2 separate regions of the Homo sapiens genome follow, and region 1 is linked to region 2. A link is an interaction called in ENCODE POLR2A ChIA-PET data of the cell type or tissue named here. Cell type or tissue: GM12878. All regions are shown on one strand. Links, peaks and the distances in the headings refer to the core of each region. The heading gives the core; the rest is flanking DNA.

Region 1 (15,257 bases), core at 8,501-11,000, 72 kb after region 2:
CATATATTCCACTTGATTTAAATTCCCAGGATACAACAACCCAGAGGGATTTGGCCTCATTAAGAGTCAGTGGGCTAGTTTGTTTGGGCCCTCTATCTTAAACTTCCAAATCTAATTTCCAACCAAAGGAATAGGATATGCTCTTTTTAAAGTTATTTATTTATTTTTTTTTTGAGACGAAGTCTTGCTCTGTTGTCCAGGCTGGAATGCAGTGGCGTGATCTTGGCTCACTGCAACCTCTGCCTCCCAGGTTTAAGTGATTGTCTCACCTCAGCCTCCCAAGTAACTGGAATTACAGGCATGCACCACCACATCTGGCTAGTTTATATATTTTTAGTAGAGATGGGGTTTCACCATGTTGGCCAGGCTGGCCTCAAACTCCTGACCTCAGGAGTTCCATCCACCTCGGCCTCCCAAAGTGCTGGGATTACAGGTGTGATCCACCGTGCCTGGCCTAGAATATACTCTTTAGAATACTCTTTTTAAAATACCTCCAGAACTTAGTTTATATCCAGGTTGTCTGTAATCCTAGTCTCTGGAAAGTACTTCTGTTTTTTATGTTTATTTTTGCTTTTTTTTTTTTGGTATGTGTTAGCAGTACTGCCCTCACTATGCGCTCGTTGGACAGTAGCACAAACCCAAGAAAAGAATGATGATTTGGCAGTCATTTCTAAATAGCAGAACACCTTTTCTTATTTTAGAATATGTAGGGCCAGGCATGGGGCCTCACACCTATAATCCCAGCACTTTGGGAGGCTGAAGTGGGAGGATTGCTTGAGCCCAGGAGTTCAAGACCAGCCTGGGCAAGATGGCAAGACTACGCATCTCTACAATAAATAAATAAATACATAAATAAAATATCAGAGCTAGTTCTCAATTAAATCTGATCAAAACATAGCATGCCATCTAGCACAGGACCTCAAGGCCTTATAGACATGAGTTATATATCCTCCTTGCTTATAAAATGCAGACTGTCTAATTGCTGGCTCACAGAAGATCACATAGGGGCTTAAAGCTTAGTTAGGGCAGAGCCGTCATGTGAGACATAAACAGAATGGGGAGAATCTGTAATATAGGGTGAGAACTTTGTAAGCTTCATGCTATGGACAATGGAGAAGTATATCAGGGCTCTGCAGTTTCAGGAGATAAGAACGAATTCTGAGTTAACAGGAAAAAAAAAGCCATCTGAAGGAAGGATATTGGGGAGTTTATAGAATTGAAGGAAAATCTGACCAGGCAAGAGGGGATCTCCTGGGGATTAACTCATGATTCAACTTCAAACTTCCCATCCCTGAATCTCTGTTCAAAATTCAAATGCCCAGGTGAGTCTGAATGGCTTAGCTTAGGTCATGTGCCCCCTTCATGGGACCTGGGATTGGCTGACCTCCAGAATTCTGCACAACAGAGAAAAGGAGACAAATTCCAAAGGAACAGATGCTGGCCAGACAGACGAGACATGTCTGCTCTAGTAGCCACTGGACATTGCTTTCTCTTTTTCCTTTGTTTTTCTTTTTTTTCTTTTTTAAATGGAGTTTTTTTTTTTTTTTTTGAGACGGAGTCTCGCTCTGTCACCCAGGCTGGAGTGCAGTGGCGTGATCTCGGCTCACTGCAAGCTCCACCTCCCAGGTTCACACCATTCTCCTGCCTCAGCCTCCCAAGTAGCTGGGACTACAGGTGCCCGCCACCACGCCCGGCTAATTTTTTCATATTTTTAGTAGAGACGGGGTTTCACCATGTTAGCCAGGATGATCTCGATCTCCTGATCTCGTGATCCGCCCGCCTTGGCCTCCCAAAGTGCTGGGATTACAGGTGTGAGCCACCGCGCCCGGCCAAAAAAAAAAAAGAAAAAAAAAGAGAGGGCCAGCCGTGGTGGCTCATGCCTGTAATCCCAGCATTTTGGGAGGCTGAGGGGGGCAGATCACTTGAGGTCAAGAGTTCGAAACCAGCTGGGCCAACATGGTGAAACCCCGTCTCTACTAAAAATACAAAAATTAGCTGGGCCTGGTAGCACGTGCCTGCAGTCCTAGCTACTTGGGAAGCTGAGACAGGAGAATCACTTGAACCTGGGAGGTGGAAGTCACAGTGAGCTGAGACCACGTCATTGCACTCCAGTCTGGGTGACAAGAGCAAAACTCCGTCTAAAAAAAAAAAAGAAAGAAAGAGAGAGAGAGAGACAGAGACAGAGAGAGGCAGGAGATGTGTTAGAAAGCTATTAGATGTCAACCATTGTGGAAGGAATGAACCAGGCTGGGCTGGCGGAGAATGGAACGAAGTAACCAGATATGAGGCACAAGGGCTCAAAAAGTAGTTTGTAAACTCGATTGAGCCATCTGGGGCAGTTGGGACCCCAGGAGTTCATCTCCAGCCTACACCAGAATCCTCTCTGGGAAGTGACTGGGAATCTACAATTTTAAAACACACAGCCATCCTCCATAGAAGACACTGGTCTGTGTAGATGGGCATTTGGAAACCATTGATCTATTAGACCGTTTTTTCTAAATGTCCTCTAGTCCAGTGTCTCATCTTATCTCTTTGCTCTTGCAGTTAAGCATTATCAAAGCTTAGCTTTTGAGTACTTGCAATTTGTACTCATTACATTTAGAGTCATATATCTGCAAGATCTCTTCTGAGGTCTTTGGAATGAAAACAAGGACAGAGAGGTATGTTGGCTCCTAACCGTCGCCTTATTTTGTTAGTGTGTCTGGGGCTTGTGGCTTTTGACAGGGACTCGAGAGATGACTTTGTCAGCTTTTCCTTTCACTATAGTAAGTCTCCATAACAAACACACCCAAGTCTGGTATTTCTGAACTTATGGCTCTGTACTGAATACATGCTGTTCCTGGAGCCAGGCTCATTTTGCAGTTTCTCCTCCCAACTCCACCCTTTGGTCCTGCTGATGGGCTCATTCAGCCTTGGCATGTGATAAACCTCAGGTTCTGGGAGTTTTCTCTAGGACACTGAAGAACAGTATTGACTTTTCAGTAATTGCTGGAGTTTAAAAGGAATGGTGATCTTTGGGAGTGGGAGTGTGGTACAGGTGGGCGAATAGGACTTACGGTGCCAACTGGCTTCTCCCCATTCCTATAGTGAGGGGACTCATAAGAATGAATAACTAGGAAAGGGTTTGCCAAACTTCAGTTGTTTGAATACCATCCTCATGATTTTTGCCAAATCTTCATGTTATCCATCTGCTATTTATTTTATACTTTTCATTAATTAACATATTTTCGCTGGCATAGTCACTACCTATGCTAGCCTTGCTGTAAACAATCATATTCTTGAAGTTGCTGATTCATGAAATCGGGTCTGGTATGCTACCTATAAATTTTTTTCTAGTACACATTAAAATAAATATACACTTATTGAAATTGTGTAAATGTTCACTCATGTGCTAAAATCCTCCTGTGTGCCACTAGAGGTATACGTATCACAGTTGGGGAGCATTAGCTTAGGAATGTCCATGAGCTAAGAGGCCAGTGATTCCAGACCCCCTAATTCATTGTAGTTTTGGTGCCAAATGTAAGATTTTTTTGAGTCTATTTATTGAAAAGTTACCCTTTTGTATATATCCTCTTATTGCAGAAGTCAAGGTTCAAAGCAAGAAACAGAAGCTACCCAAGGTATTTTAAGCAAGAAGGAAATTAATAATTTTTTTTTTTTGAGGTGGAGTCTTGCTCTGTCATCCAGGCTGGAGTACCAGTGGCATGATCTCGGCTTACTGCAACCTCCTCTTCCCAGGTTCAAGCGATTCTCCTGCCTCAACCTTTGGAGTAGCTGGGATTACAGGTGCCTGCCACCATGCCCAGCTAATTTTTGTATTTTCAGTACAGACGGGGTTTCACTATGTTGGTGAGGCTGGTCTTGAACTCCTGACCTCAGGTGATCCATCTGCTTTGGCCTCCCAAAGTGTTGGGATTACAGGCATGAGCCACCAAACCCGGCAGAAAATTAATAATTTTATTTTATCAGAAGGTTGGGAACTGAGCTCCCTCTTGGACTGAGTACCCAAGCACCCCAGAACTGACCTCCCAGGGGACCTGTAACTCCTTCATAATCAGGAGGCTGCTAATGGGATGGCTCAGTTTAAGGTTTCACCACCACCACAGCTGTAATCCAGGGATTAGGTATCACCTCCACCTCCTCTGCCACAAGTTCCAGTAGATAGTCATGGATCTGGAAATTACACACTGGACTGCTGCTGTGGATCCCCACATCTCCTTGACATTGCTTGCAGCAGAACGTGGCCAAAGCAGGAAGAAAGGGGCCCATGACTCAACTTCCTTTTGCCTTTCAAATCTCTCATGAGTGCATCAGATTTAATGAGGCCTACTCGCATCATCCAGAACTCTAACTTGAGGGAGTCTGAGTTTGTAGCTGGAGAGCATTTTTAACATAAGAAAGTCCAGTATGCTGGGCGTGGTGGCTCACCCCTGTAATCCCAGCTGCTTGGGAGGCTGAGGCAGGAGAATTGCTTGAACCCAGGAGGCAGAGGTTGCAATGAGCTGAGGTCATGCTACTGTACTCCAGCCTGGGTGACAGAGTGAGACCACCATGTCTCAAAAAAAAAAAAAAAAAAAAGAAAGAAAAAGAAAAAAGAAAGAAAAGAAAAGAAAGGTGAGAATGGATGCTGAGAGCCAATTAGTCATATTCATCAAATTGCCTATTAGTGGCAGCTCTGCTGCTGATTCTCAGTGAACTAAGAAATCACTAAGCCAAAGGCAGGAAAAAAAGACCACAGAAACCCACCATTAATGCAGGTTCTTATGTTACCAAATAGTCGCTCTTATGTGAATTGGGGGAGTATGCATGTGTGTATGTGTGTAAAACCAGGTTTTGTGTAATCTGAAGGTACACACTTACAAACATACAGGTTAAGTCAATAAAAGTGACCTTGCTAGCACAAACTGACATGCCACACCAAAACCTCAATGGCTCCTCATTGCCTGGGGGAAGTAATAGCCTTGTATACTATACCTTTTACAAGTTCGCCGTTAGTTAACCTCTCATCCCTTAACACCTGGCATATTCTATGACAGCCCTCCATTCTGGTTAAAGAGCTCTAGTGATTGGTTAAGAAACAGCCAAACAGTCCCCCCTTCCTGCCTTCCTGGTTAATAGGGTTCTGCCTGGAAAGCCTTGTCCTCTTCCTGTTGACTAACTTGAGTCTCAGTCTTCCTTCAAGGCCAGTTCTGTGCATTTTCCTCACTTCCTAAAGCAGGCCTTGTTCTCCCACTCTCTTCTGTCTGTATTGGTAAAAAAAACTCCTAGCTGGGCACAGTGGCTCATGTCTGTAATCCCAGCACTTTGGCAGGCCAAGGTGGGAGAATCACTTGAGCCCAGGAGTTAGAGACCAGCCTGGGCAACATAGTGAGAACTTGTCTCTACAAAAAATAAAAAAATTAGCCGGGCACAGAGGCATGTTCCTGTAATTCCAGCTACTTGGGAGGCTGAGGCAGGAGAATCTCTTGAACCCGGGAGGCAGAGATTGTAGTGAGCTGAGATCGGGCCACTGCACTCCAGCCTGGGCAGCAGAGAGAGACTGTGTCTCAAAAATAATAACAATAATAATAAAGCCCAGTAAAGGCTGAGTGCAGTGGCTCACACCTGTAATCCCAGCACTTTGGGAGGCCAAGGTGGGAGGATTGCTTGTGGAGTTTGAGACCAGCCTGGGGAACATAGCAAGACCCCATCTACTTGGGAGGCTGAGGTGGGAGGATCACTTGAGCCCAGGGGGTTGAAGCTGCAGGGAGCAGAATGGCGCCATTGCACTCCAGCCCGGGTGACAGAGCAAGACCCTGTTTCAAAAACAAGAACAAAACCAAAAAAATCCTCTTTTTCTCAGTTGGGATCTGGTTTCCACCCTCCTAGTCACCCTTTCAGGGCTTTGCTTCCCTGTAACCTGCTTGGGGAGGTGCTCCTCCCACCCCCATGTTCCTGTGTTACTGGGTACTTCCATTCATTCATTCCTTCCATAACAGGTGAAGGTGGAAGAAGGAAACCACCTTCACCTTCATTCCCATTGCAAGATGAAGGTGTGGGAGGAAGGTGGTCTTGATTTAAGGAATTAATCTGGTAGATCCTTACAGGCAGTGACAGGCAAAGCCTTAGCCAAATCATCGGAAGTGGAAACATTCTGCTGCGGAGGTGGGGAAAAGGGAATCCCTGTGCATAAGAAGAAAGGAGACACAGGGCTGGCTTTTGAGAAACAGGGACGAGGTAAAGCACTGAGAGAAGCGACATTGGAGGAGAGAGAAGGAAGAGAGCCAAGAAGGATGAAGGCCCTCTGAGGAGTGAGATGCTTGGTGCTATTGGAAAGAGGATGGAGGGCATGACTCAAACCCTCATTAAAGTCCCCTGCTGCACCCACCAATGCCACAGACAGTGGGTTTTTGTGCCATGACTAGAAAGGAAGCCGGGCACGGTGGCTCACGCCTGTAATCCCAGCACTTTGGGAGGCCGAGGCAGGTGGATCACCAGGTCAGGAGTTCAAGACCAGCCTGGCCAAGATGGTGAAACCCCATCTCTACTAAAAATACAAAAAATTAGCCAGGCGTGGTGGTACGTGCCTGTACTCCCAGCTACATGGGAAGCTGAGACAGAGAATTGCTTGAACCCGGGAGGCGGTGGTTGCAGTGAGCCAAGATTGCACCACTGTACTCCAGCCTGGGTGACAGAGCGAGACTGTCCCAAAAAACAAACAAACAAACAAACAAAACGAGAACAGGACTGAGCTCCAGATCTGGGCTGTTGTGGGACATAACAGGGACCCTTCATGGGGACAGCAAGAAGATTTGCAGCCTGACCTAATTCAGAGGAAGGAGGATCCTCGCCTCCAAAATCACTATGACTATCGGAATATCCTAGGAGATCACAGAAGTAACGGAGTGGGTGTGAGACCTTTTGCAAATGTGTGTACTCATACAGTGCAAAGGCACACCTCCCAGGGGGCCATCAGAATGCAGACCCCACTTCTATGCTCACAGAACTTTGGCTGCTACAAAGGCCTGCCAGTTAAAATTCTAAGCCTCTATTTTGATTCCTTGCTCTTGTAGGAGACAACATTTCTAAAATGATTCCCAAAAGATGTCCAAATCCCAGGAACCTCTGAATATTATGGGATTTCAGTTCCGTGATTGTGTTCTGTTTCAAGACAGGGAGATTATCCAGGTCTGCCTGCCCTAATCATGTGGGCCTTTGAGGGCAGAGGGCTGTCTCTGGATAGTAGCAGAGGAGAAAGTCAGAGATTCAAAGGACGATGCACTGCGGCTGACTTTGAAGATGGAGCGGGGAGTTTGAGAAGAACATGGGGGCATCTACTTACAGGGAGCGGATTCCAGATAGCAGCGAACAAGGGAACAGGGATCTCAGTCCTACAGCCATGAGGAATTGGATTTTGGCAACAACCTGAATGGGTTTAGAAGTGGGCTCTTCCCCAGCACCTCTAGATAAGAGCCCAGTGTGGTTGATATATTGACTTCAGCCGCGTGAAAACCTAAGCAGAGAGCTCAGCTGAGCCTGCCGGACTCTGAACCATGAATTCCACAGAACCGTGAGCTAATAAATGGGTGTGTTTAAGCCACTAAGTTTGTAGTGACTTGTTACAGAGGAATAGAAAACTAATATACCTCTCATGCCCTGCCCAATGTTGACCTCCTCAGCAGCACCTTCTAGCCCTCTAGCCCTAAGGGACTCTTTTTTTTTTTTCTTTTTTTTTTTGGAGACAGAGTCTGGCTCTGGCACCCAGGCTGGAGTGCAGTGAGGCGATCTCAGCTCACTGCAACCTCTGCCTTCCGGGTTCAAGCAATTCTTGTGCCTCAGCCTCTCAAGTAGCTGGGACTACAGGCGCGCACCATCATTCCAGGCTTTTTTTTTTTTTTTGAGACAGAGTCTCACTCTGTCGCCCAGTCTGGAGTGCAGTGGCATGATCTCAGCTCACTGCAACCTCTGCCTCCCAGGTTCAAGCGATTCTCCTGCCTCAGCCTCCTGAGTAACTGGGATTACAGGCACGTGCCGCCACGCCCAGCTAATTTTTTGTATTTTTAGTAGAGATGGGGTTTCACCATGTTGGTCAGGCTGGTCTCGAACTCCTGACTTCATGATCCACCTGCCTCATCCTCCCAAAGTGCTGGGATTATAGGCGTGAGCCACCGTGCCTGGCCTTAATTTTTGTATTTTTAGTAGAGATGGGGTTTCATCATGTTGACCAGGCTGGTCCCGAACTCCTGACCTCAGGTAATCCGCTCGCCTCTGCCTTCCAAAGTGCTGGGATTACAGGTGTGAGCCACAGCCATGTACTCTTTTATTATGGCATGCTTTAGCTGGGACCCCTTTGTTTAGCCTCTCAATATTTGACATACTCCACTTACCCTATCTGATTCCAGGCTTGGCCTCCCTTGGACTCTTCTGCCCAGGGGCGATTCCTGAGCATTCCCGCAGGACCTCTGATGTATGTGTACCTCTTCCCTCCAGTTGTTATAGTATGTAGCAAACCTAGACTGATGTCCTGTGTATAATGGGTTTGTGACATTTGTTACCCATATCCCCAACACCTATCATGGTGCTCAGCATATAGTAGATGCTCAATAATATGAGTTGATGATGCTGATGACTAGAGAGGGAAGAAAATCTCCAGATCATCCACCTCAAACATTCCCAGTGTTGGCGTTTGATGTTCTCACTGTGTTGAACTATGTGCAATTTGCAGAAGCCACCGTGGTCTGCCTTGCCTCTGAGTTCCTCCATCCCTAACTTGCTTTTCTCCATCCTCACCCCCTGTATCTTCCTCCTTCTTTCAACTGGCTAAATCTTCTTATTCTTCAGGTCTCAGCTAAATATGACATTCTTTGAGAATCTTCTCTGGTCTCCCAGTTCAAGAATAGGCCCTCTTTTGTTCCCTGGCAGTACCCCATCAATACAATTGTCTTTATAATTGTACCTGTTATTCTCTACTAGACTATAAGTCTAGAATAACAGAGAGATGTTTTCTTTTTTTTTTTACTTTTGAAACTCCAGCACCTGACACAGAGTAGTTTCTCAATAAATATTTGTTGCATGGCCATGCTTTTTTTTTTTTTTTTTTTTTTTTGAGATGGAGTCTCGCTCTGTCATCCAGGCTGGAGTGCAGTGGCACGATCTTGGCTCACTGCAACCTCTGTCTCCTGGGTTCAAGTGATTCTCCTGCCTCAGCCTCCCGAGTAGCTGGGATTACAGGCATGCACCGCCACGCCTGGCTAATTTTGTATTTTAATACAGATGGGGTTTCTCCATGTTGATCAGGCTGGTCTTGAACTCCCGACCTCAGATGATCCACCTGCCTCGGCCTCCAAAGTGCTGGGATTACAGGCGTGAGCCACCGCGCCTGGCCATGGTTCTTAATTACTTGGGTATCTTGTTAAAGTGCAGATTCCTTCTTGGATCTGGGTAGCACCTGAGCGTCTGCATTTCTAAAAACGTCCAGATGATGTTGATGCTGCTGGTTCATGAGTCACACCTGGAGTAGCAAGGTAATTGGATACACACTCCCACCATTACCTCCATTACCTCACAGTGGTGAAAAGTTTGCATTTAAGAGAAGCTTAACAGGGTTTGGGGTGCAAATAATGGCCACTGGACAACAGCTCCCCCGTCATTGCTAAGGCAGCTGACTCATTTACAGAGGTGAAGCCAGTAACCTTGGCCTTATTAGTAACCGAGCTAACTGCCACAAATGAATAAATAACAACATTTGGCTGATTTGCATTTCAAAACGGTTTCCTTCCCTTGCTCACACTCTGGTGGAGGTACTAATGAACCATGAAATATCTAAAACATTGGCAGCAAGGAGGAAAAGAAGAAGCATTGACTCATGCCTGAAGAATAATGATCTTCAAAAATCAAGAGCTATTAAATGCAATGTCATGGCCGGGCGCGGTGGCTCACGCCTGTAATCCCAGCACTTTGGGAGGCCAAGGCGGGTGGATCATGAGGTCAGGAGATCGAGACCATCCTGGCTAACAAGGTGAAACCCCGTCTCTACTAAAAATACAAAAAAAAATTAGCCGGGCGCGGTGGCGGGCGCCTGTAGTCCCAGCTACTCGGGAGGCTGAGGCAGGAGAATGGCGTGAACCCGGGAAGCGGAGCTTGCAGTGAGCCGAGATTGCGCCACTGCAGTCCGCAGTCCGGCCTGGGCGACAGAGCGAGACTCCGTCTCAAAAAAAAAAAAAAAAAAAAAAAAAAAATGCAATGTCATATCCAGGGTTGGATCCTGGAACAGGGAAAAAAACATTAGAAGAAAAACCGGTGAAATCAGAATAAAGCAGGGAGTTTAGTTCCTAGTAATGTACCAGTGTGGGTTTCTGAGTTTTGACAAATGTACCATGGTAATGTAAGAATGCAGGAGAAACTGGATAAAGGGTATATGGGAACTCTCTGTGTTACCTTTGCAATTTCTCTGTAAATCTAAAATTATTTCAAAATAAAAAATTTACTGGGCTGGGCCCAGTGGCTCATGCCTGTAATCCCAGCACTTTGGAAGCCTGAGGTGGGTGGATCACTTGAGGTCAGGAGTTCAAGACCAGCCTGGCCAACATGGAGAAACCCCTTCTCTACTAAAAATACAAAAATTAGCTGGGTGTAGTGGCAGGCACCTGTAGTCCCGGCTACTCAGGAGGCTGAGGCAGGAGAATCACTTGAACCCAGGAGGCAGAGGTTGCAGTGAGCTGAGATCACGCCATTGCACTCCAGCCTGGGGGACAGAGCAAGAATCTGTCTCAAAAAAAAAGAAAAAAAAATACTAAAAAAATTAAGAGGTAGATAGCTGTATAGATTTTCTTCATCTTGGATAATAGTATTCCATAAATATAAAACAAGTTTTTATAAATATAAAACAATTGCCATTGATTTAACAATAGGTTGGAAATGTGTATTCATGGAAAAGATTCTCTATCCAAACCTAAGTAGCAATCAAGGAAGGGATCAGATTGTGGCTGGTCCCAAGAATGTACCTGGCAATGTGGCATACCAGTGGCACCAACACTCCAGAAGTGCTTTGCCATATATCATGAATTCCAAGACAGCCTGGCTGCCATTGGTTCCTGATTCCTATTTTTCTTTCTTGAGGATATCAGGAACTTCTTCCATGCTTGGAAGAAATGTCTTTGTATGTTTGTTTGTTTATGTAACAATATTATCTTAAACACTTGGTCATGGCATCACATTTTGCCTCAACTGTATTTCTCTGTATTCTTATATACTAGAGACATTAAGTCTGGTGAGACCACGGACTTGAACTTACCCATCATTGCATGTCCAGCACCTGACTCCAAACGAGGCTCATTACAGGTGCTTAATAATTATTTGTTGGATGGATGAGTAAATGAGGTAAGTCAACGTTTGAAGTAAATTCCTGCCTAAAAAGCATGCATTTTCCAATGATATTCATTATGCAATTATACCCCTTTGATGGAACTTTTTCTTCAAATCTTGTAAAAACTTACCAATAGCCCTTTTCCAGTTCCTTCCGGTGAATTCATAGAAAGTCGTGAAGACCTTATTAACTCTTGTAGAAACTATAACCTTAACTAAAACAGTGCACAGTGGGTGTGCTCTGGTCTCAGGAGGCAGCTCCCCAGGACCTGCACTGAGGCTCAGAGTCTGGGCTGGCCACAGAGGTATGGTCAGAGACTGTGTGGTCAAAGCAGAGTCTACATCGTGTTTGTGGCAGGCATTTATTGCTTTGTCTGTCCTACAGTACCTGCTTTCTTGAGGAAGCTGCTCTTACCCCACTTCAATGTGGTGGGAAAGGAACTCTTAGTTCACTCGTCTCCCTGGTAGACCAGTGACCCCTGCCAGGCCAATCACAGACTTCTCTGTGGTTTTAAAACTTGGGGCTAGAGGAGAAGGGCTTTTGCCTTTTAGAACATGGGATTGGGAGGATGTGAGTCAAGGGCAGCTGTCAGCCACCTTCCCTGCCACGTGGAGAATATCTACAGGAGAAAAGAGGGGACTCAGCCAGGACATGGAAACGGAGAGAGGAAGAAATAACTAATATTCATGTTTGAGTGCCTGGATGCAATTGTACTTTAGACTAACTCAACCCCCTGGACTTCCCAATTATGACAGCCAACATGTGCCCTTTTTCTTTTCTTTTTTTTCTTTTTTTTTTGTTTTGTTTTTTGAGACAGGGTCTGGCTCTGTCACCCAGGTTGGAGTGCAGTGGCATGATCTTGACTCACTGTAACCTCCGCCTCCTGGGTTCAAGGAATTCTCGTGCCTCAGCCTCCCTAGTAGCTGAGATTACGGGCATGCTTCACCACACCCTGCTAATTTTTTATTGTATTTTTAGTGGAGATGGGGTTTTGCAATGTTGGCCAGGCTGGTCTCGAACTGCTGGCCTCAAGTGATCTGCCCACCTCGGCCTCCCAAAGTTCTGGGATTACAGGCATGAGCCACTGTGCCTGACCTATGTGCCCTTTTTCTTAGGCTGATTTGGGTTTCTATCAGTTACCATAGAGAGTTCTGACTGCTACTATAATCCTGGAGGAAAATGTGCAGTTTCTTTCTCATCCCTAATGGGAAATAGGATACGCACTTCCACGGTTACTTCACAGTGGCAAAACGTTTGCATTGCTCATCCAGGGAACCAGCAATGTGGGCCTCTGCTTGGACTTGGTGCTGTGACAGAGATAGCCAGCTGTCCACCCAAAATTGAAGCCCTTACTACCATTGCATGTCATTGTCACTGGGGGTGGCACCTCACCACAGACTATATTCCCCATCTCCTCTTGCATTTAGGTGGGGATCCATGATTAGCTCTCACCAATGGAATATGAGTAGAAATGATGTGTATCACTTCCAAGAGGCAGTTAAAAAGTGGGGATTCCTTTGCCACTCTCTCCTTTTTGCTCCCCACCAGCTGGATAAAGAAGATTCTGAGGCCCTGGAAGATGGCTGAGCCACAGGTGGAAAAAGGCTAGGACCAGGACAACTTACATTTGACTGTTATGTAAGTGAGAAACAAACTTTCATTATGTTAAGCTGCTGAAATGTTGGGAATTTTTTTTTTCAGATTATAGCTGTTGACTTCTAATATTATTTGATAGTTGAGGCTGCTACAATTACCTACTGCTCGTGGATTCCATTACTGGACCAAGAAGCACACAAAGTAAGGGCAATTGCCCAAAGATCGGACCACTTAAGTTAGTCATGAGCCATATCTGCAAGCGAAGTCCTTCTCATTAAAGGAACAAAGATAATGTGCCGGCAACCTGACACAGGAACTTAGTTCATACCACATTAACCGCCTTTTGTTGTTTCTGCCATGCTCTAGTTAAGGCCAAAGTGGATATTATTGTGATTATCATTTTAACAGTTATTTATTTATTTGTTTATTTTTTGAGACAGGGTCTCACTCCCAGGCTGGAGTGCAGTGGCATGTTCTTGGCTCACTGCAACCTCCACCTCCTGGGCTTAAGCAGTTCTCTTGCCTCAGCCTCCCAGCAGCTGGGACTACAGGTGCATGCCACTGCACCCAGCTAATTTTTGTATTTCTTGTAGAGATTGGGTTTCACCATGTTGCCCAGGCTGGTCTCAAACTCCTGAGCTCAGGTGATCCACTCGCCTCGGCCTTCCAAAGTGCTGGGATTACAGGCATGAACCACCACGCCTGGCCTATTATCATTTTTTTAGGGATGCGTTTGTTATAGCAGCTAGCAGTACTCTGGCTAATACATTTCCAATGCCCGGAGCTGGGTTGAGTTGAAGATTTTGTAAGTAGAAGCATAAGCAAAGTTTAAACTCCATCTTGAGAGAGGCCAAGCGTCACAGCAAGAAGAGCTGAACTCTGTGGTGAAGTCCAAGGGATGATTTCAAGGATGGAAACAAAAGAGAAAGTTGAAGGGTCAGCAACCAGGTGGGACCTGAAAGAAGTGGGGAGTGGGAAAAAAGATCGGGGACAGATATAAAGTGAGAGCAGACCAAGTGGAGGGGCCTGTGGTTTGGTTTTTGTGGCTTCCAGCAGCCCGGAGCATGGGTGTGTCTTCCTGGTTTGGCGGGGCAGGGGCAGGGTGGGCAGGGAGCACAGGTAACCTGGTGGTGGTGGTGGGAGGGAATGGTACCAGGTGTCGGTCCAGGAGGATGAGTTGAATCCACAAACAAGAAAGCAGTCATGACGTCGGAACCTCCAAGGCTTGGGAACATGTTGGGATGTAGGGCAGGAAATAGGTCAAGGCAAGTGGTTCAGAACCAATGACTGAGGTATTTTGGAAGCCTCATTCTCTGTGGAGTCTTAGGAATAGGCCCGGTAGGTAAAGGAAAGGAAAGTAGAGAGCTAGGTGGGGCTGAAGCTCAGGGAGGCACCCAGGCCTCATTCAAAGGGGGTCTTGCTGCTCAGGTCCTGTCTATTGTTGCCACGTGAACCTGCAGCCCCCTTGTCTTCATATCTTCCAATTTTTCAAGAAAAGCAGGAAATCTGGATTTTTGTGTGTGAAATCTACTGATTTTTAAATGTTGGCAACTAATTCAAAATTTAAAAAACAACAACATGTAGGCCAAACAAAACACACTTGCGGGCTGAATTGGTCCATCCAAGCTGCCAGTTTTTGGCCTCCAGCTTAGAGGAAATGGGCAGAACCAAAGGCATGTAAAAAACAAAAACCAAAACCATGCAAGCCGTTCAGTTTCCTCCGACTTCCAAGCACCACGAGATACTATTGGAAAAAGAGCCTTGTGATAACTGCTAACTAAAACACAATACCTTGGGTCTTCAGAAAAGCCACAGGCCCTGGAGGTTGCCAGAGATATACCTTGTAGCTCCCCATGTCTGTTGCAGTTTCCTTAAAATTGGATCTCCAGCTTTGATGGAGTGAACTAATTTTCTTTACTCTTTCTATCAGGTGCATCAGTTTTGAGGCTTACTCTCTTTTCTGAAAGCCGTCAGCTCTATCTTGACCCCTGAGTTTCCAGTAAAAGCAATCGCTTGGGTGAAGGCAATGCAGAGAAAGAGCACTTGAACCAAATAAGAGTTTGACTTAACTAAATTTTATGATAGGAAATGCTTCCAGGCCAAAAACCTCAAAAGCGATCAAAGGTTTTCAAAGACTGGATCCAGTGAGTACAGTTTATTAACCCTGGCCTGTGTCCGGGCCAAGGTCATGCCCAGAGGATGTGGCAAATGCAGGATCTGATTTTTTTTTAATGTGGTCTTTTAGAGGGTATATATTGACATTCCTGGTTGCCCAACTTAGTATCTTAGTGTAAGGCTCTGCACATCCTAACGGTCC
Region 2 (15,257 bases), core at 2,252-4,751:
TCTCTTCTTCATGTAGGCAAAATCATTAACAATAGATTCTGAAAGGTCTTCTAGGCGTCGCAGCTCTACCTCTAATGGTTTGAGCTTCTCAACTTTTGCAATCTGGAAAAGAATGGAATATTTTCAGCTCTCTGAAAACATCGCTTCAGTCAAGAACATAAAGAAGGCAACAGAGAAGTCTTTTTTAAAGTTTCACCAGATTTAAATTCTCTCCTATCAATCATCCTAACATATTTTAAAATTTGGGCTTCTTTCTTTCCCTATAGACTATATCTTTCCATTTCAGACCTTTTTTGATACTTTAATTTTGACTAAAATCTTAGAAGTAATATAATAACCGTAGGCTATAAAGTAAGATATACTATTGTCTCAAGATTTTTTACTTTTTTTTTGAGACAGGGTTTTACTCTGTTGCCCAGGCTGGAGTGCAGTGGCACAGTCTTGGCTCACTGCAGGCTCGACCTCCTGGGCTCAGGCAATCCTCTTGCCTCAGCATCCCAAGTAGCTGGGACCACAGTCATGCACTGCCACACCCAGCTAATTTTTATACTTTTTCTAGAGATGGGGTTTTGCCATGTTGCCCAGGCTGGTCTCGAACTCCTAAGCTCAAGCAATCTGTCCGCCTTGGCCTCCCAAAGTGTTGGGACTACAAGTGTGAGCCACCATGCCCAGCTGATTTTTGACTTTAGTAAAGCACTTTACTTTGCACTTCCACTCATGTCTAAGAAGTAAACTATTGTTAATACAATAAATGTGGGAGTCATATTAAGTCAAACCTGGTTTTAGAAGAAAAACCACTAAATTCATTAAACCTTTGACAGTACATAGGAATGTGAGCATGTGTTGTTATAGCATTAAAGTAATAATTCAAAATACACAATTAGAGAATTCTGGTTCATATAAATCCTACAACAACTTTAAGGTTTAATATCAGAGCTCAGATGTGAGAAAACTGCACTGAATTTTTTATGTATTTTTTTCTTTTAGAATGACACAGCCAGTTATCAAAAGAAATCTTCAAGGAATTCCCTGTATGCTGAGGAATGAAGGATGTGAGAAAGAAATTAACTGTCTTCTGCTCTCAAGTTAGACCCCTAAGAAAACTCTTAAGAGTATCTAATAACTAGAGGCATCTGTCACACCAGCAAAGATGTCATTATTGTTTTTTTCTTATCAGTCTTAGATTATGCTTTGCTTTAAAATGAGATACACCACCAGAGCTTTCCAGATCTTTTTTTTTTTTTTTGGAGATGGAGTCTCACTCTTGCCAGGCTAGAGTGCAGTGGTGTGGTTTTGGCTCACTGCAACCTCTGCCTCCTGGGTTCAAGTGATTCTCCTGCCTCAGCCTCCTAAGTAGCTGGGACTACAGGCGTGCGCCACCACACCCAGCTAATTTTTTGTATTTTTAGTCGAGATGGGGTTTCACCATGTTGGTCAGGATGGTCTCGATCTCTTGACCTCGTGATCCACCTGCCTCGGCCTCCCAAAGTGCTGAGATTACAGGCGTGATCCACCATGCCCGGCCAGCTTTCCAGATCTTAAAACTTTTACATACCAGTTGCTCTTAAAGTTTCCACATAGAGAATTCTTTAATAATTCTGTTTCTGGCCGGGTGTGGTGGCTCACACCTGTAATCCCAGCACTTTGGGAGGCCGAGGTGGGTGGAACACGAGGTCAGGAGATCGAGACCATCCTGGCTAACACGGTGAAACCCCGTCTCTACTAAAAATAAAAAAAAAAAATAGCTGGGCGTGGTGGCGGGCGCCTGTAGTCCCAGCTACTCGGGAGGCTGCGGCAGGAGAATGGCGTGAACCCAGGAGGCGGAGCTTGCAGTGAGTTGAGATTGTGCCACTGCACTCCAGGATGGGTGACAGAGCGAGACTCCATCTCAAAAAAAAAAAAAAAAATTCTGTTTCTTTCTTTCTTTTTTTTTTTTTTTTAAGGATGGAGTCTCACTCTGTTGCCCAGGCTGGAGTACAGTGGTATGATCTTGGCTCACTGCAACCTCTGCCTCCCAGGTTCAAAAAAATCCTCCCACCTCAGCCTCCTGAGTAGCTGGGATTACAGGTGTGTGCCACCCCACCCAGCTAATTTTTATATGTTCAGTAGAGATGAGATTTCACCACGTTGGCCAGGCTGGTCTTGAACTCCTAACCTCAGGTGATCCATCCACCTCGACCTCCCAAAGTGCTGGGATTACAGGCGTGAGCCACTGCACCTGGCCTTAATAATTCTGTTTATATATCTGCTTCTTTACTCCCTATTTACTGTACATTCCCTATGGCCCACTTTTTTTTCTCTCCTTTGTTCAATTCATTGTCCTTGTCCTTTTCTTTGTGAAATGTTAACAGCAGTTAACAAGGGATGAATAGGAGGCATTTATTTTATGTTTTCTTATTATATTCTTCACTAAATGTGTGATGAACAAAAGTTATTTAAAATAAAACAAACTGCTGTTAAAATTGGGATGTAAAAATTGAGTTTATATTTAAGGTCCATAAAAATATGGTGATAGACTTGCGATGATACACCTACAGTTTTCTCTCACCAGAAGCACATTTTCTTGCGTTTGTAAAATGTTGGCTAGAGTTAACGGTGTGACTGGTAACTGCAGAACAGCTTCTGGGTGTAAGATTTAACCAATAGTTAATGCACAGAGCTAACTTTCCTAAGTGAATGGCCAAATGCCAGGTTTTGTCATTAACCCAGAATATATATCTGTTCATTGATCTCATATAGAGCTGCAGAACAAAAAAAAATTCCTCAAGAAAAATACAGGAGCTATACAAGCTGAACCTTAGTCTAACATCTTCCCTCCTGCTCTATACTTCCCCACTCAGAGCTTCCTAAATGAGACAGTATAAAGGAAATGGCATGATACTTCTTAGAGATAAATTATTTAAAGTTCCCTAAATAGAAACTTGCAAAAGAAACTGGAAGTGAAACTATGGCTGTGCCTCTGCCAGCTGAAAATGATATTAAAAAAAAAATTACTTTAAAGCCTACTGAATCCCACAGCCTTTGCTTCTTTTTTTTTTTTTTTTTTTTATTTTTGTTGTTGTTGTTGTTAAAGGACAATAGTCCAGAGACCTAAAACCCGAAAAACAATGATGGAATTAAACCTGGTACTGAAGATGGCTTTTGTAGATTACAGCCCCCCACAAGCTGTTCCCAATCCCTTTCCAGTAATAAAACTTATTTTTTAGTTGTACAACCAACACATAAATATATTCTTTGGCTAAAAATTTAAACTATCCAGAAGCAAAGAGAATATAAACCAAAAGTCTACCTTCATGGTTCCTCAATTCCCACATTGCTTTCCAGAGGTAAAGATGCTTATAAACTTGATGTATTATCTTTCCACACCTTTTCTTCTGAGACACTATGCTTTTGTATGTAAATGTACACAGAAAAATATAACTTAAAATCTATTTATAAATGGCATACTACACACATTGTTCTATAGCTTTTTTCCATTTAGTAAGATCTTTCCAAAAATGTCAGTGCTTATCAATTCATCTTATTCTTAACTGCTGCACAGCATTCCACACAGCTAGTATTCCACATTGTTTAGTTAATCATTCAATTCCCAACCCCTTTTCTAGTACAGGTGCTACTTCAGACTCTACACCTCTATTCATAACCAAACAGTCAAATTCCTATCTTCAAAGTTGATTTTATTTCCTCAACAAAATCTCTGCTGAGGCCAAGCGTGGTGGCTCACACCTGTTATCCCAATACTTCGAGAGGCTGAGGCAGGAGGATCACTTGAGCCTGGGAGGTCAAGGCTGCAGTGAGCCAAGATCATGCCACTATACTCCATCCTGGGAGACAAACTGAGACTCCGACTCAAAAAAAAAAAAAAAAAATCTATTGAATCCCATCTTTCATCCAGAAAATTATTTTCAGACCTTCATTAGTGGGATGAAGGTCTCATTTTGGTCTCATTTCCTAGAAGCCATTTTTGCCTAATAAGTACCTTCACTCATGATACTAATTTAAAATCTAGAAATCTTAAAGAAATCTCAAGAGACTAAAACAGTACTGAAATCTAGCTTGCCATTCCAAACACCTAGTACACCATGGATACTCAATAGTAAAAAACAACAATCATGGATATATTTCTATGTTGAATCTAAACCTAGAAATCCAAATAATATTTGGAGGAAATCAAAGAACAAAGATCTTTTCAAACCACCAAAATCTGACGGACTTAACAATTAAATGCTATTAAGGAAAGTAATTCCGCCTTCCTCCATGTGAGAACACAGTGAGGAGGCAGTATGCATTCAGAAGAGGACCCTCACCAGAACCTGACCACACTGGCACCCTGATCTTGAACTTCCTAGACTCCAGAACTATGAGAAATAAATTTCTGTTGTTTATTCTTTTTGAGATGGACTCTTGCTCTGTCACCCAGATTCTCCTGCCTCAGCCTCCCAAGTAGCTGGGATTACAGGCACGTGCCACCACGCCCAGCTAATTTTTGTATTTTTAGTAGAGACAGGGTTTCACCATGTTGGTCAGGCTGGTCTCGAACTTGTGACCTCATGATCCGCCCTCCTCGGCCTCCCAAAGTGCTGGGATTACAGGCGTGAGCCACTGGGCCTGGCCTGTTTATTTTTACAAAAGAAAAAAATTAGCCAGGTGTGGTGGCTCACGCCTGTAATCTCAGCACTTTGGGAGGCTGAAGCGGATGGATCACTTGAGACCAGGAGTTTGAGACCAGCCTGGCCAACATGGTGAAACCCAGTCTTTATTAAAATTACAAAAATTAGCTGGGCATGGTGGCGCATGCCTGTAGTCCCAGCTACTCAGGAGGCTGAGGCACGAGAATCCTTTGAACCTGGGAGGCAGAGGTTGCAGTGAGCTGAGATGGCACCGCTGCACTCCAGCCTGGGCTGGGTGGACTCTGTCTCAAAAAAATAAATAAATGAAGAAGTAGTAGTAGTAGTCAGTGGTTTAAAACAAAAAACAAAAAACCTTCACTGCAGGCAGGGCACAGTGGCTCATGCCAGTAATACCAGCACTTTGGGAAGCCAAGGCAGGTGGATTGCTGGAGACCAGGCTGGGCAACACAGCAAGACCCCATCTCTATTACAAAGTAGTAATAATAATAAAGAAAAAAAAACTTTATTGCAAGAATATATAACAATAGACTTTTATTACCAGCTTAAAACAAATATAAAAAAGTTTCTTGATTTTTTTTAAACATTTTAAGGCCTTAACGTTTTTTTCTGAGTTCTTATTATGTGCAAGGTACCAAGGTAAGTTATGATCTTAAGCTCTCACAGCTTATATAGTAAGTTATAACCATAATATATGGCTTTATGTAGTAACTTCTATAACAAAAAATACACATTAAAAACAGTTCTAGTTGGGAGGACAAAGTGAAGCTTAACAGGAAGTGGGTGAGCTGGGTCTCACAAGTTGGGCAGGACTTTTGAGAGGGCATTCAAGGCTGAGGGGAACCTGTAAACCAAAACACGGAGGGAGTAAAGTGCAGGCATGTTTAGCAACTACGAATAGTCTAGACATAAGTAGTCTGGTGTGCTAGAAACTAGACTATAGGGTATGTGTGCATGTACACACATAACTGCCACACACTTGTGCTTGGGGAGGGTAGGGGATAATAGCAAATAAAAGGCTCAAAAGTTAGGCTGAGACTAAATTAGGGAAGGGGATGAAAAAGGTAGTATAATGAATCAGAGCCATTCATATATGCTCACAATGTAGTATATTTTGTAATCTCATTTAATCCTCGTAACCCTATAAGGTGAATATTTTTATCCTTAAGTTTTGCAGATGAGGAAACTAAGGCTCTGAGGTATTAAATAATTTGCCCAAAGTATCACAGCTTGGTGCAGTTGGCATTAGAATCCAAGTCTATGTGAGTTTATTCTGTAAGTACTAGAAATTTAATAAAGAAAACCAGATGAGTATACTAAGTTTTTCCTGAATCAAAGGTGAAATGAACAAGCTATATTAGGCCACAAGGATCTATATAAGTTGTCCTGTTTGCTTGACTAATAAAGTTTGACTAATAAACTTCCTGGGTTTCCCATTGCTATTATTTTTGCAGGGCAACAGAGTAAAATTTTAAAACAAATCATGGTAAGTATTCTCAAGAAGACGCTCTTTACTTGCTCTGGACTAAGCATTCAATACATAGCATTGAGGCTTTATATCACAGTACAAAAAGCTAAAAAATCCTCAATATCAAAATTCCCACTTTCTGTTGTTCTGCTCTTGTAAGCAGTTGATTGAACTGTTCAGAGTATCTGTAAAAATGCCAAATTATACATGTTTCATGAAGGCAGGCTGGTATTCTATTCTACTCTCCTTCATCACTGGAAGCATGAGGTATGTTTTGCCAAGTCTGTAAGACAATGTGCACCACAGGTTCTCCAATAGGGGGTGATATCCCCCTGGCAAGCTGCATGTAGTTGTTAAATAATCAAAGGATGTTATAGTTACAAGGTGCTTCATTTTGCAGTGAGTCCCTCATTTTTCAAATGAGGAAACTAAAGATTCCATAAAGTTACTCAGCCCTTTGGGTGTCCAACCAAAATTAACAGTACCATGGTCTCTTAACTCCCTACCCAGGGTGATCACAGCATTTAAACTGCCAAACTCTGCTGTAAAATTCGAGAACAGAATCCCTGACTTCCAAAAGCATTTATGCTCTCTGTACCCAAATCTGACCTATCTTTCAAGCCTCCTTGAAAGCCTCCTTCAACCACTCTTGTCCACACTGTCTTCCCTGAAGCCCTACAACACATACTGTGTCACACAGTTAACACTCAATCATATATTGTCATATTCACAAATTGTTTTATTTTTATCCTGTCCCTCCACACTAGTTTGGCTCCTGAACTCAAGGAAATTAAAATGATTTATAGTTTATATAGTCGTAAAGACCTGAGACTTGGTAAACACTTGTAATTGACCTGTTCTGCCCACTCTATGCCTTCTTCAAAGAAGCCAACTTTCTCAAAGTAGCTAAGTGCTGCTGGTCCCCTGAAGCAAGTGTTTCTTGTATACTAAAAGCACTCTGCATTGATTTTTTTTCTTTCTTTTTTTTATTTTTTTGAGATAGAGTTTTGCTTTGTCACCCATGCTGGAGTGCAGTGGCACGATCTTGGCTCACTGCAACCTCTGCCTCCCAGGTTCAAATGATTCTCCTGCCTCAGCTTCCCGAGTAGCTGGGATTACAGGCGCCTGCCACCACACCCAGCTAATTTTTGTATTTTTAGTAGAGACAGGGTTTCACCATGTTGGCCAAGTTGGTCTTGAACTCCTGACCTCAGGTGATCCACCTGCCTCAGCCTTCCAAAGTGCTGGGATTACAGGTGTGAGCCACCGCGCCCAGCCTGCATCTATTTTCATGAGGCCCGCCGCCTAGGAGAAAGCCTTCTCTACCACCATATCTATTAACATCATTCTTACTGGTCATGGTAGGTACTGTTTGGAAAAGCTACAAGTTACAAAGCCTTTTTCTGTATAACACCTCCAAAATACCAGTAAAATTAAACTCTTCTAAAACCATATCCAAATCTTCCATTATAATGAAGATTTGAATCTAAAGAGTTCACAGAGTTATATGTAACTGTACCAAGAAAAGGTATTAATTCTCTGAAAAAACTGCTTCTTAAAACAGAGGTGTTAATCTAACCTCTAGGGAATCTCTAAATTCTTTTCCTTGGTGGAGCATCAAGATCCAAGAGAGAAGCTTCTTGTGACAAGACAAATTCAGTCAAAGTAGTTTGCTGCCTCCATGCCTCCCACCACAGCCCCCACCAACTCCAGGAGCACAGCAATAAATGTGAAGACCATCTAGTCTAACACAAGCAAGATAAACATAACAGAGCTGGCACAGTGGCTCATGCCTGTAATCCCAGCACTTTGGGAGGCCGAGGTGGCCAGATCACTTGAGGTCAGGAGTTGGAGACCAGCCTGGCCTACATGGTGAAACCCTGTCTCTACTAAAAATACAAAAATTAGCTGGGTGTGGTGGTGCACACTTGTAATCCCAGCTACTCGGGAGGCTGAGGCAGAATAATTGTTTGAACCCGGGAGGCAGAGGTTGCAGTGAGCTAAGATCACGCCACTGCACTACAGCCTGAATAACTGAGTGATACTCTGTCTCAAAAAAAAAAAAAAAAAGGACTTTGGATCTAGTACATGGAATCAGAGTTCCTCCTTCCTGAGAGCACTCAGAGAAACAGAACTTTTGGAAAGTCTTCAGCTGTTGCTCCAACCAGGGCAGCTGTGTTTTTGGAATATAGATTGATAGCAAATGACAGACAAATAGAATCGCCTAGGCAAAGCGGTATTTTACTCGTGGGACACACAGCCCAGGAGTTAGAAGATGTGTCAGATAGCTCCTTCTTTGTCGGACAGTAATTGCCTGCATTCTCCCAACTGCACAGACAGTAAGTCCCTACAAACAACTGCTCTAGTTCACAGATGACAAACTAAAAAGAAGTGGCTCGGTTCACATCCTGAATCTACAAAGATACACCCTCTGAAGGGCAGAAGTGAGACAGTGGTCAGAGGTTCATAAAATAAAATGCAAGAAATCAAAATCAAAAGTGCTTTATTTCCGAGGACAAAGGCATTCTTTCTCTTTAAAGAATTCAAACAACAAGACTTAATGCTTCTTCACAGTATGACAAGCATTCTGTCTTCCAAATAATATCATCTTACATTTGTATTGTGTTACATAGCAATTTCACATGGATTAATTAATAACAATTTAGGTAGGTAGTGTGGTACAATTACTATTCAATCTTACAGGACCACATGGGATTTCAGAATTATGAGTCCACAGATATGAGGGAGAGATGTGTTGGACATGAAAATTAAAGAAGTATGCCACATTCCCGAATCTTAATGCTGATGCCAAAGATTCCAAATCCTCTGGAGATAAAGCCTCTCCATTATCTCAAGGGCCTGAAATTAAATCGTTCAAGTGATTCTCTTGCTTCAGCCTCCCGAGTAGTTGGGACTACAGGTACCCGCCACCATGCCCGGCTAATTTTTGTATTTTTAGTAGAGATGGGGTTTTCGCCAGGTTGGCCAGGCTGGTCTCCAACTCCTGACCTTGGGTGATCCACCCACCTTGGCCTCCCAAAGTGCTGGGATTACAGGTGTGAGCCACCGTGCCCTGCCAGCTAACAGCCATTTCTAAGCAAGGTTCAAGGCAGCCTTGCTGCAGACTGAAGAAAGGGCTGGTCTTCGGACTGTGTCATAGCCATTCCTCCTCTACATCAATCTGGTCTGCTGCTGGGGAGCAGGGGTGAAGGGCAGGAGGGTGGGGATAGATGTTAAAGAAAGTAGTGGGGAGGAGTTTCTTGGTTAAGAAGCAGAACCTTGGAGCTGTGTTGTAACTACATGCGTAAAGGCAGGCTTAGGACATGTCAGACGTCTGAAGCAGGAAGCAGGCAAAGGAAGCACCGTGGTTTTCTTTGGGCTAGGGATTCCCCTCTTGGGTTAAGCAAAAGGTCAGGAAAGATAAAGCCCCTTTCCTAATGTCTATAAAGTCCAAGGATGATGGAAATTCCAGGAGGTATAGGGGTTCTAAAATGCTATACGACAGCTGTGTCCAAAGCATTCTTTATATAAACCCACAATAATGTCATCTGTTTTTGAGGGGAACTAGCTATGTCTACTGTCTAATAGGGCATTGATGTGTTGTTATTTAATAAATACCCTTGGGCTGGGCGCGGTGCCTCACGCATGTAATCCGCCAGCACTTTGGGAGGCCAAGACAGGCAGATCACGAGGTCAGGAGATCGAGACCATCCTGGCTAACATGGTGAAACCCCGTCTCTACTAAAAATACAAAAAATTAGCTGGGCGTGGTGATGGGTGCCTGTAGTCCCAGCTACTCGGGAGGCTGAGGCAGGAGAATGGCGTGAACCCGGGAGGCGGAGCTTGCAGTGAGCAGAGATCCCGCCACTGCACTCCAGCCTGGGCAACCAAGCGAGACTCCATCTCAATAAATAAATAAATAAATACCCTTAATGACAGGCATCATGTTGGAGAAAAAGATTACAATAGGTAAAATTCCACAGAGTACAAATTCAACTGAGAATGGTCCACAGTTCGGGAACAGAAGCAGTAACCACAAACTGGAAATCATTTTACCTATTCTTCTACCTTATAATAATGAGAACATTCTCCCTAGTGTTTTATATCTTATAAAAGCACTTTAACATAATCTTATTTAAATATAATTAAGATTCTTCTGAATCATGAAGGTTTAAAAAAATTTTTCAATTTACTCAAGTTCATCAAATAAAGAGGTCTTCTTGTTTTATTTATTTAAATTAAACTAGCCTGGAAACAGAAACAAACAATTGAAAATTCTCTACCGGAAACTGTCTCCCATTCACAACTGTATCACTTGCTCCTATTTACTGCCTCTAAATAACGCTACCTAGTTTCATTCAATTGAGGATTTGAACAAGGAAAGAGCTGCAACTGTTGTACTACTTCCTGTTGCAGAATTAACCAGTCATTTCCAATCTTCTTCCATTTTAGGATATTTCCCTTCCAAAGTGCTGTCCAAAGAGAGAGCAACTTCTGTTCCACTATTCCTAGACAATTTTCCTAAATCACTTAAACCAATTTTCCTTCATTTACTTAGTTTGCATTCTTCAAAAGCCCATTCTATTTCCTGTACCCCACTCCTCCTTCATGCCCTTACGTACTGTTTTGTTGGGTAAAAATACTCTTATCTTTCTGTAAAGATCAATTATCTAGTCTTAAATAGTTCTTGTGGTTTTTCAAAGGTGCCCTTCATTTGAAGAACCCTTTTGTGCTGCCCCCAAGTCTCGCAGAGATGAAAAAGGCTGTTGTCCTTCTCCTCATTCTGTGTACACCTCCATCTCCCTGTCACCCAAATAAGTGTCAGTTTTTATTAGTCTATAATAAATAACTTCTTATCAGCATCAAATTTCTATTATCACCATTCCTAGTCTCTTGCAGCTTTTTCCTCCATCCTGCCCTCTTCCTTGAAAGTTTGAAATTATTTTAACTAAAAACTATCTTTGACTATTGTTATTTCCCAAACACAAAACAGTTGTTCAAGACTAAACAGCACTGAATCCATGCCCCAGATAGATAGATAGATAGATAGATAGATAGATAGATATACAACTGTTGGTCTTGGGGAAAAAGTCTTAGGAATTAAAAACAAATCACTTTTCTTAACCTTGGGCATTAACAAATAACTGAATTCCAGCTTTAAAAAATTTAAAATATCTCTCTCTACACACACACAGTTCAAGAGAACTAATGCCATATGCTTCAGTGTTTTATCAAACCAACATTCTGTGGGACAGTTTGTTCAGTCTTTGGCTGACAGCACAGCCAGAATTATTCTTCAAGGCTGTTTTTTTTTTTTTTTTTTTTTGAGATGGAGCCTTGCCCTGTCGCCCAGGCTGGAGTGCAGTGGCACGATCTCGGCTCACTGCAGCCTCTGCCCCCCAGGTTCCAGCAATTCTCCTGCCTCAGCCTCCCGAGTAGACTAGCTGGGATTACAGGCGCACGCCACCACTCCTGGCTAATTTTTGTATTTTTAGTAGAAACTTGGTGTCACCATGTTGACCAGGCTGGTATCGAACTCCTGACCTCAGGCGATCCACCCGCCTTGGCCTCCCAAAGTGCTGGGATTACAGGAGTGAGCCACCGCGCCCGGCTAAGGCTGTTAATACCACTTTTTGTATCAGTAAGATCATGGCTGGCTGTCACAAGACTGCTAAGAAACCACAGCCCTTTGGGCAAAGCACAGCCTGTTGGCCTGCCGAGGTCACAGAAACCTCACAGCATAGCACACTGCTGCCTCCTCTGGCTGTTAGAGCAGGACATACCTCTTCGTAATTTTTCGCCTCCACTCCATGCTTCATGTCTAGGATCACGAGTTGGTCAGGTATCCGCCCTGTTCCTGAGAAAGAAATCAAAGGAATCATTGTGTGAAATACTTAAAATTCTGGGAAATTACCCACCCACCCGCCCGCCCTCCCTCTACAGAACCCCTACCCTCTCAATAGAGGGAAACAGCCACAACTCCTCCCCCTGCTCAGTTGCAGAAAATTCCTGGCTCTGGCTAAAATCACAAACATTCCAGACAAAGCCTCTATCTGTGTGGGGTGCCGGAAAGCAACAAGAACATGCTGCTGGCAAACATCTCTGAGCAGGCAAGGACACAAGATACTGCAACTGGTACTACAGAGGAACAGAACAGAAGGGAAACCACACAGGCTTATTGAATTGGGAAATAAAACTCAAAAATCAAAACAGTGTGAAATTGAGTGGCATATAAATCAAGAGATAGTAGGCAACAACTTCGGCTGAAAATGTGTATTTCCACATCTGAAAAGGTTGCCCTGTCAAATTTTGAGGGAAGGCCATGATGAATTAGGATTATTGGATATGTGCTAAGCTTGGATTTACTTAATATAAATCTGAGTACTGAAAAGAACATAAGTTTTATCTAATATTCCACTTTAATTCAAACATTTTGATCAATGTATGGCCTAGTTCAGTAGGAGTACAATGTCATAGAGCTATTCCCACTAAGCCCTTAAAAGAGTTACAACAGCTCAAGGAAAAAAAAAAAACAACTTTAAGTGTTCAAATCTCAGGGATGCTTCTTATAATAGAGTTCATGTTAGAAGAGTCAATCTGATTCAGCTGGATCAAAGAAGCATTCTAATCTTAAATCATCAAGTAGGAGAAAGGAAAAGACCCAAGGAGCCCCAGAAAACTGTTCAGCCCCAATCCCCTGGAATTCACCTAGTTATAAAATTTACAACTGCCTGCATGAAATTAGAAGTTGTGGGAAACAGTGCCACTGAAGCACTGGGGTTCCTGAAACCATAAGCCACACTGAATGGTACTGTACCCTCTGATGCCTGAGAGACACTGGAAGTTTTCTGAAATGAACTGAAGTCAATTCAATAACTACTCATTGAAAACTCACTAAGTACTAAAACTGTGCTGGAGATTTTAAAGAGATATGCTACGGCTTCGATGTGCCCCTCTCAAAGTTCATGTGTTGGAAACTTAATCCCCAATGCAACAGTGTTGAGAGGTAAAACCTTTAATTTTATTTATTTAATTAAAAAAAATTTTTTGAGACAGGTTCTTACTCTTGTCTTCCAAGCTGGAGTGCAGTGGCACGCACCATCATGGCTCACTGTAGCCTCGAACTCCTGGGCTCAAGCAATCCTCCCACTTCAGTCTTTCAAGTAGCTGGGACTACAGGCGTGAGCCACCACACCCAGGTAATTTTTGTATTTTTTGTAGAGACAGGGTCTCGCTATACTGTCCAGGCTGATCTGGAACTCCTGGGCTCAAGCGATCCTCCTGCCTCAGCCTCCCAAAGTGCTGGGATTATAGGCATGAGCCACTGTGCCTGGCGGAGAAGTAGGACCTTTAAGAATTGACTAGGTCATGGGGCTCTGCCCTCATCAATAGATTTAATGTCATTATCATAGAAGTAGGTTTGTTATAAAAGTGAGTTCAGCCCCTTCTTGCTCTCCTGTGCATTCTCTTGCCATGTGATACCTTCTGCCATGTTATTGTGACACAGCAAAAAGGCCCTCACCAGATGTGGCCCCTTGATCTTGGACTTTCCAGACTCCAGAACCATGAACCAAACAAATTTCTACTGTTTATACCCACTCTGCGATGTTCTGTTATAGCAGCACAAAATGGACTAAGCCAGGATACAATCCCTGCCTTCAAATAATTCAATTGGGATCTAAGACATATACACAAAACAACTATGGTGAAAATGCAAAGCACTGTAAAAGTTTAAGCCAAAGGAACTGGTTCAGACAATTCCAATATGGAGCAAAGGGAAGAGGAGAGAAGATTGTAGTTGTGGACAGACTTCACTAAAAAGGGAACACCTAAAGGCAGGACTTAGGCAAAGTACTCTAGGCAGACGGCAAAGCATGAGCAAAGGCTCAGATATTAAAATCGGAGTATGGCATGCTTGAAAGACAGTAAAGAACTTCTTTTGGGATGGGCACGGTGGCTCATGCCTGTAATCCCAGCACTTTGGGAGGCCAAGGCAGGTGGATCTCTTGAGGTTCGAGTTCGAGACCAGCTTGGCCAACATGATGAAACCCGTCTCTACTAAAAATACACAAATTAGCCAGGCGCAGTGGTGCGTGCCTGTAGTTCCAGCTACTCCGGAGGCTGAGGCATGAGAATCACTTGAACCCGGTAAAGTTGCAGTGAGCCAAGATCGCACCACTGCACTCCAGCCTGGGTGACAGAGCAAGACTCTTGTTTCACACACACACAAAAAAAGGACTTCTTTTGGATAGACTGGAAAGATTAACTCGAAAGCAAGAGAAATATAAATAAGACTGCACAGGGTAAGACTGAGAACAAAGTAAGACAAGTCACATGTGTCTTCTGAGCATGAAAACAACAAGTCTTCAAACAAAACAAAACAAAATGTGGCACCCAGAGTGTTCTGTTCTCCCAAATCCAATGTGTAATCCTGATTACGACATTGTCCATGGAAGATGTACTTCCTCATTGAAAAAGTTGTGAAACTTAAGCAGTTCACAGCCCCACCTGGTCCAAATGATCAGGATATCTTCTTTCTTACAAGGTCTTCCAACTACCTCCCTGATTGTCACAGCACAGTACAGTCATGCACTACATGAAGACAGTTCAGTCGAGGACAGACTGCATATATGAAGGTGGTCCCATAAGATTATTATAATACTGTATTTTTACTATATCTTTTCTATGTTTAGATACACAAATAGCATTGTGTTCTAACTGCCTACAGTATTCAGTACAGTCACATGCTTTACAGCTTTGTAGCCTAGGAGCAGTAGTAGGCTATACCATATAGCCGAGGTGGGTAGTAGGCTATAACATCTAGGTTTGTGTAAGTACACTTAATATTTGCACAACGAAATCACCTAACCACCATTTCTCAGAATGGTCGAGTCCAGACTATACAGTCTCTTGCATAGAACTGTCAGCCTATCCTCTTAGCTGACATCATAGCCCTAAAGAGTCTCCTTTGTAAAAGGACCCTTCATAATTTTTCTCTCTGCATTTGCCTGGCAAACAGACAATCCTTTTTGTTTGTTTTGAGACAGAGTCTCGCTCTGTCACCCAGGCTGCAGTGCAGTGGTACGATCTTGGCTCACTGCAATCTCTGCCTCCTGGGTTCAAACAATTCTCCTGCCTCAGCCTCCCGAGTAGCTGGGATT

Evidence for each region. Peaks named below come from ENCODE experiments on the same cell type or tissue, not always from the same donor. Only the 100,000 strongest peaks of a DNase experiment are listed, where the experiment ranks them.
Region 1: POLR2A ChIA-PET joins it to region 2 with 6 read pairs; 10 of 35 experiments call an interaction of 5 or more read pairs at or near these places.

The regions. Positions count from the first base shown.
Region 1 is chr14:75,201,516-75,216,772 of GRCh38, forward strand. It overlaps the pseudogene RNU4ATAC14P. Among named protein-coding and RNA genes, the nearest start is that of TMED10, 33 kb to the left of the region's middle. In GM12878, for the core only: no CTCF peak of the experiment used is centred there; a DNase peak (open chromatin) is centred at 9,676; H3K27ac peaks cover 676 bases.
Region 2 is chr14:75,135,785-75,151,041 of GRCh38, forward strand. TMED10 (transmembrane p24 trafficking protein 10) reads right to left here. Exons shown (of 5, transcript NM_006827.6): 3 at 11,880-11,953; 4 at 1-102. Among named protein-coding and RNA genes, the nearest start is that of NEK9, 16 kb to the left of the region's middle. RefSeq lists silencers at 11,682-11,976, 11,922-12,216. In GM12878, for the core only: no CTCF peak of the experiment used is centred there; no DNase peak of the experiment used is centred there; H3K27ac peaks cover 387 bases.